Regions from separate parts of the Homo sapiens genome. Here region 2 is linked to region 1. The links are chromatin loops, found by intact Hi-C in ENCODE. Cell type or tissue: transverse colon. All regions are shown on one strand. Links, peaks and the distances in the headings refer to the core of each region. The heading gives the core; the rest is flanking DNA.

Evidence for each region. A loop is a pair of places that touch in the nucleus more often than their neighbours do. Peaks named below come from ENCODE experiments on the same cell type or tissue, not always from the same donor. Only the 100,000 strongest peaks of a DNase experiment are listed, where the experiment ranks them.
Region 2: a loop joins it to region 1, with 26 times the contacts of the local background. A loop is called at or near these places in 1 of 110 quality-filtered maps.

What each region holds. Positions count from the first base shown.
Region 1 is chr2:7,655,596-7,658,812 of GRCh38, reverse strand. No RefSeq gene overlaps it. Among named protein-coding and RNA genes, the nearest start is that of LINC01871, 69 kb to the left of the region's middle. In transverse colon, for the core only: no CTCF peak of the experiment used is centred there; no DNase peak of the experiment used is centred there.
Region 2 is chr2:8,579,974-8,583,190 of GRCh38, reverse strand. LINC01814 (long intergenic non-protein coding RNA 1814) reads left to right here. Exons shown (of 6, transcript NR_110257.1): 2 at 3,144-3,217. Among named protein-coding and RNA genes, the nearest start is that of LINC01814, 2.2 kb to the left of the region's middle. In transverse colon, for the core only: no CTCF peak of the experiment used is centred there; a DNase peak (open chromatin) is centred at 1,800.

The DNA of each region.
Region 1 (3,217 bases), core at 472-2,971:
GCGGGCGGACACACAGGCAGCCGGAAGTCAAGAGGATCGGATCAGAGGAAGAAGACACAAGTGGCTGGATGTTGAGAGGACGTTAAGGGGAGCACTCTGGCCGAAGAGCACACTGGCAGATGCCAGCCCGCCATCAGGCTATTGACCAGCAGGAGGAGGCAGAGTTTGCCCAGGCCAGTCGGAAGAAAGCTGGGGCCGCCACATAACCCAACTCCAGGGGAAAACCATCTCCCTTCTGGCTCCGCCATCTGCTGAGAACTACTTCCACTCAATAAAACTTTGCACTCATTCTCCAAGCCCACATGTGATCTGATTCTTCCAGTACACCAAGGCAAGAACCCTGGACACAGAAAGTCTTCTGTCCTTGTGAGAAGGTAGAGGGTCTAACTGAGCTGGTTTACACAAGTTGCCTACAGACAGCTAAACTAAAAGAGCACTCTGTAATACATGCCCACTGGGGCTTCAGCTGTAAACATTCAACCCTAGACACTGCTGTGGGGTTGGAGCCCCACAGCCTGCCCATCTATATGTTCCCAGAGAGGTTTTAGCAGCAGGGCATTGAAGACGCAATCCACAACCCCATTGCATGCCCTGTGAGGGGGACAAGGGAACTTCTCCTGTCTCAAAAGCAAAGGCTTAAGAATGAGCTGGTTTTAGGCTGGTGTCTCCTAGCCACCCCTATTGCTGCTGGCTGCATAAAATTGGAAAAAATTACTTACTCTCTGTATTAGGGTTCTCTAGAGAGACAGGACTAATAGGACAGATGTATATATGAAAGGAGTTTATTAAAAAGTATTCACTTACACAGTCACAAAGTGAAGTACTACAATAGGCCATCTGCAAGCTGAGGAGCAAGGAAGCCAGTCCGAGTCTCAAACCTCAGAAGTAGGGAAGCTGACAGCGCAGCCTTCAGTCTGTGGCTGAAGGCCCAAGAGCCCCTGGCAAACCACTGGTGTAAGTTCAAGAGTCCAAAAGCTGAAAAACTTGGAGTCCGATGTTTGAGGGCAGGAAGCATCCACCATAGGAGAAAGATGGAGGCTGGAAGAGTCAGCCAGTCTAGTCCTTCCACATTCCTCTGCCTGCTTTATCCTAGCCATGCTGGCAGCTGATTAGCTGGTGCCTACCTAGATTGAGGGTGAGTCTGCCTCTTCCAGTCCACTGACTCAAATGTTAATCTCCTTTGGCAGCACCCTCAGAGACACACCCAGGAAGAATACTTTGCATCCTTCAATCCAATCAAGTTGACACTGAATATTAACCATTACACTCTCTAAAATACAGTTTTTCTTATTTATAAAATGAAGATAAAATCAGTAACTGCTTTGTAAGTTCATGTTGTGTTCCAATGATAAATATGTGTACAATTTTTAGCAAAGTCCCTGATATGTTATGAATAAATACTTTTTAGCCCCTTCTACATTTTCTTCTTTTTGTTCAATCAGCTAATTGTTGAGTTTATTTGCTATTGCTAAAAGAGCAGAATTTGGTAAAAGTTTCTGGTATTTTTGTCATTTATTAAATATCTTTTCAAAAATCTCTCTGGTGCACTGTGGCATGCAAATTTGAGAAAAAAAATAGTCCCTGTGGTGTCAGAGTATCTAGGTCAAAGAATTTGATCTTCAGCACACAATCCTCATCTGTAAAATAAAGATAATGCAAACTACCGCACAGGGCTGGCTGGATGAATGAGTAGGAAGCACACAAAACTCTTGGCCGCTCATGAATGCTAATGCCCTTTCCTCCTTCAGTTTATTTTCAATCTACTCTCACACATTCAAAATTCTTTTTAATAATAAGTCCAATAACTTAAATGTGCCACCAATTACTGATTGCATCTAAAGTCACCTTGGATTTACTAAGACAGATAATGTTGAGAGAATCTTGTAAGTCTTTTCTGCTGGTTGAGTAAGTAGATCACCAACGAGTACAAGACAGGAAGTGCTCCCTTTACAATAGACCATCAGTTCAAGTCTGACTATATCCAAGGAGTTTAAAGTTGCTTATAACTTGTAAGTTAGATATGTGTTTTAGAAAAGTTTAGGAAGTTTAATGTCAGTTTCTTACCTTCTTGTGACCTTGCACCTTGCTCCATAGAATAGATTGAAATAAACTAAACTTGGCATTGATGGAAATAATAGTGAATTGAGAGCCAAAGTTCTAGCTAACCAACTGTGAGAACTGAAATATGTTTTAACTCTCTGATTTCCATGTTCTCTACCCATAAATTGGACAAATAGTACCAATTCCACTTTATGTCCAGTTTTTAGTGAAGATTAATTGTACAATAGTTTAAAATTTTTAAAGTAATTTGCAAATGATGTAAACTAAGTAATAATATTAAGAATTAGATGTATTTGTTTAAAATCAGAGTAAAATTAGGACACAGAGCTTCAGGAAGGAAAATTTTGGCTCATGATAAGGAAAAACTTCATAGCAAGGTTAATTGTTTGACAAAATTAGCTATAGTGAGCTCTGTCACTAAAAGTATTAAACATAATTAGATAACTGTTTTGGGACATTTCATTTGATCTTTCTATGAATCTTTAAATTGTGTAAGGGTCTATTAAATAATAGGTATGTGATAGTAGCAATGGAAGCACATTACAATGTTTAGAAATTACATATAAAACAAAGAACTATTAATGGAAATTTAAATAAATGGAGAGATATGCCCAACGTAATATTGTGAAGATGTCATTATCTCCAAATTGGTTGATAGGTTTAACACAATCCCAGCAAAATCCTAAAAGTCTTTCCGGGGCACTCATTAACATGATTATATATTTTATAAAGAAGGGTGAAGGGCTGGAGAAGCAGGGTAGTCAAAGATGTTTTAACTGGCACTGGATTTATTCTCTCTTTGTATACAACCATTACAACCATAATATTGGAAAAACTATGTGAAGCAAACTATGTAATATTATTTCCAAGCATTACGCAATAGAAGGATCAGAATGGTGAGCTCTGCATTTTTTCCGGCTTCCTCATTAGGACCTTCCAAGGCAGGTAGGTACTTTTCCCTACTAAGTTGCAGACAGGTGGAGCCCACAGTGGGCAGTGATGTCACTGAGCTGAAGGGGTGAAGACTGGAGTTCCAGGGTGTTAATGTGTCTGGAACTTGTGGACTAAGGTATCAAAGAAGAGAGAGCTACATATGGTGTTGGGAGTGGGGCAGAATTCTGCATGGGGGTTCACTTCAGGTCCTGATCAGGTGTAG
Region 2 (3,217 bases), core at 469-2,968, 920 kb before region 1:
CCAGGAGCAGCCTCGCCCCACCTGACCAGGCCTGGGACAAACCAACAGGTTGCTGTCCTGGAAGGAAAGGGGTGCCTCCTTCCACCTGGGGAGGCTGAGCTGCTTCTCTCCTCTTAGGCCCTGTGCTGCAAGGCGCCCATACCTCCAGTCCGCACCTCAGGAGTCCTTCCCGTGTCCTCTGGGAGTTCCTGCCCATGCTGGCTGAGGCCCCAGGTCTGCCTGGGAGCAGTCCCACAGAGGGAAGGTGGTGGAGGAAGGGGCAGGGATGCTGGCTGAGGAAAGGCCCTCTTTCCTACGATGGCTGTACCCAGGAAGCCGGCCGCAGGTTCCCTAAGCCGAGGCAGCGCTGGCTGTAGTTTCTCTGGGCTCCTGGGCTGGTGCACCTGCCCCTGCCTTCAGAACGGGCCCCTGTGCATGGCTGGCATCTGTGATTGGGGGTAGTGCGTGTTTCTGAGTAATGTGAAAAGAGCAGCTTCTTTGACTTCACCATTCCTAGAAAATGGCCTCAACTTGCTGGAAGAGTGGGGACAGAGGGTCTCAGTTTCTCATGTGAAGCTTGCAGGCCATTGTCTTCAGCACCCAGCATGTTTTGGGGCCTTTGAGGGACTTGAGGGGCTTTTTGAGGAACTCTGGGCATGGGGTTTTAGCCGAGGCTGAAAGTGGAGTTCCCAGGCTGCTGTGCTGAGTCCCAGCTCCCTGCAGCCTCCTGGGTCTGGCCACGTCCACCCGCCCTCCTCCTTTCTCCTGCAGTTGTGCCTCTTTTCCCTGCTGCCTCCTCAGCCAAGCCCAGGGAAGGACTTAAAGGGCAGTGGAGGGGGAAAGAGGCTGGTGGCCTTGATGCCTCTAGGCAGCCGCCTGTTCTCTGGGCTCTGGGCCTGGGTGCCCAGGGAGGATGAGTGTCAGTGGATTTATTTTGCATCAGAAGGAACAGACTGCTCCAGATGCCTTTTCTGGAGTGTTAGGACTTGGGGCAAAAGAGATGGGCCCATCTCCTGAGTTTAGTGCCTGGAGTTTGCTTTAGTGCTAAAGCAAGAAGTAAAAATGGGATTTAAAGAAACCAAATGGAATCACAGTCATGGAGTGTCAGACCTGGACGATGCCTTGGTGACGAGGTGACTCCCTTCCCTTGGCAGAGCAGTGGAAGAAACTGAAGCTCTGAGAAATTCAGGGATGTGCTAGAGGTTCCAGAACTAGGCCTGGAACTTTCTTCGGGGTTCAGTGCTATGCCCGAAACAGTGGAAGGAGCCCGCAGTGTGGCACAGAGCCCCTTCAGAGCTCCAGCAATCTTGAGCTTAGCGTATGAGTAGACCCTGGAAGCCAGAGGACTGCCTGCCATCTCCCCAGAGTTCTCAGGACCAGTGCTGCTGAGGTGATGCACTTGAAGTGTGTGTCCACAGTGGTCAAAAGTTAGCGCTGGGGCCCTGTGCCCTGGCTCCCACATCTCCAGGTCTGGCCTCCATCGGCCCCTCCCTTTCCTTTGTGGCCTTGGCCTTGGCTTATCAGTGTCTCTGCCAGGATGTCCTCATCCTAGAGGGTGAGCTGATAAGGCAGTCTCATAGGATGCAGGGTTGGAAGGTGCCTCAGGGACACTTCAGCTGAGCCCTCTGTGAAAACACCAACCCCTGCAGGAGGTGGCAGGCGGAGGGGCCCAGGCTGCACTCAGGCTGTAGGAAGTTTGTTTCTGTGTTTGCCCTCCCCATGGGCTGCACCATCCTCAGTGCAGGGGCTTCAGCTTCCACACCTAGCACAGTGCCGGCCTTGCTGGACACTCAAGAAAGGTGAGTTCCCTCCTGCTGGCTGCCTCCGCCGCTGTCTCACCAGCCTGGGTGCTGGGTGGTGCCCGCACTCCTGGTGTGCTGCCTGCCTGCTTGCAGGAAGTCCTGATGCCAGTGCACCCTTTGCTTGAAGAGCTAGTGAGCTCCCTGTGGGAGGTGGGGCCTCCTAACAGTCTCTCCGCACATCCTGCCCTGCTCCTCCCAGCTTCCAGATCATGGAGGATGCCCCCAGCTGCTGACTTGTACGCAGTGGCACTGCAATTTCCAGAAGAAACCTCAGACCTGAAGAATCTATCTGCCCAGGCATCTGCCCCTCCCACCCTGCTGAGAGTCCCTGTCCTCTCTGGAGCTGGCCTCCTGGGGCCCTTTTCCTCACTGTCATGGCCCTTGGGAGACTTTCCTTCTCCCTTCCCTAGGAGGAAGCCCTCAAGCCCCATGTCGGTGACCCTGGGGCAGCTCAGTGTTTCCTGCCTCAGCAGCTCTGCCCACCTCCAGTCCGTCAGCAGATTCTCCCTTGCTGGTCTGGCCTTTCGCTCCAGCAGTGGCAGGCACAGCTGCCCACGTATCTACTCCTGTGTCACCTGCAATCTTGTCCCAGAAAGAAAGGCTGTAAGGATGTTCTCATCTGCTCCATTCTCATGCTTAAAGGGCAGGAAGGACCGTGGGACCTCCCCTCAGGGTCAGGGCCTGATTGGACACAGTCACCAAAGGGCTCCCCGAGGGAGCTTCGTGAAAAATGCCTGATTGTCACATGGTCACAGAACAACATAAGCCATAATGCTATCGTACCATATACCACTCATTTCATGTACTAATTTCCTATTTTGTCGTATGGAAAATATTTGACAATGCCTCTAGGGGAACATTCGAGTGTGCACTGGGGGTGGTGCTGGTGAGTGCCTGCTGGAGTGATCTGTGCGAAGCTGCATGCTCACCCTTTCCCCCACCTACCCCACTTCCCTGAATGTTGAGACTCATTTAAAGTCGCAATTTTTTTTAAGTCTCCTTTGCTGAGTAGCAGAGTTTCGCCTTCCAAGCGTGGATGATCGATTCAGAAGTTCAGTTGTTCATTCATTAAATAAGTCAAATTTATTGAGCACCTACTATGCACCAGGTGCAATGCAAGATAGGCTGTGGGGTACAACAGTAAATGAGACTGGCACAGCCCAGTCCTCATGCAATTGTGGGTCCGTTGGTTTGAGTCCTAATTCTGCCATTCGCTCTGTAACCCTGGGCAAGTCATTTAATCTTTCTGAACTTTAGTGCTTTTATCTATAAAGTGAAGATTGGAATTCTTGCCTCACTGAGTTTTCCTGGTACATAGTTGACACTCAATAAATGGCAGCTATTCTTTTTACTATTTTCCAGGCCTTGAGCTTCCTTTTTTCTTCTCGCTGTGGAAATTGCCTGGAAAGCTATGAACTGTTGGTTCTTGAATCAGT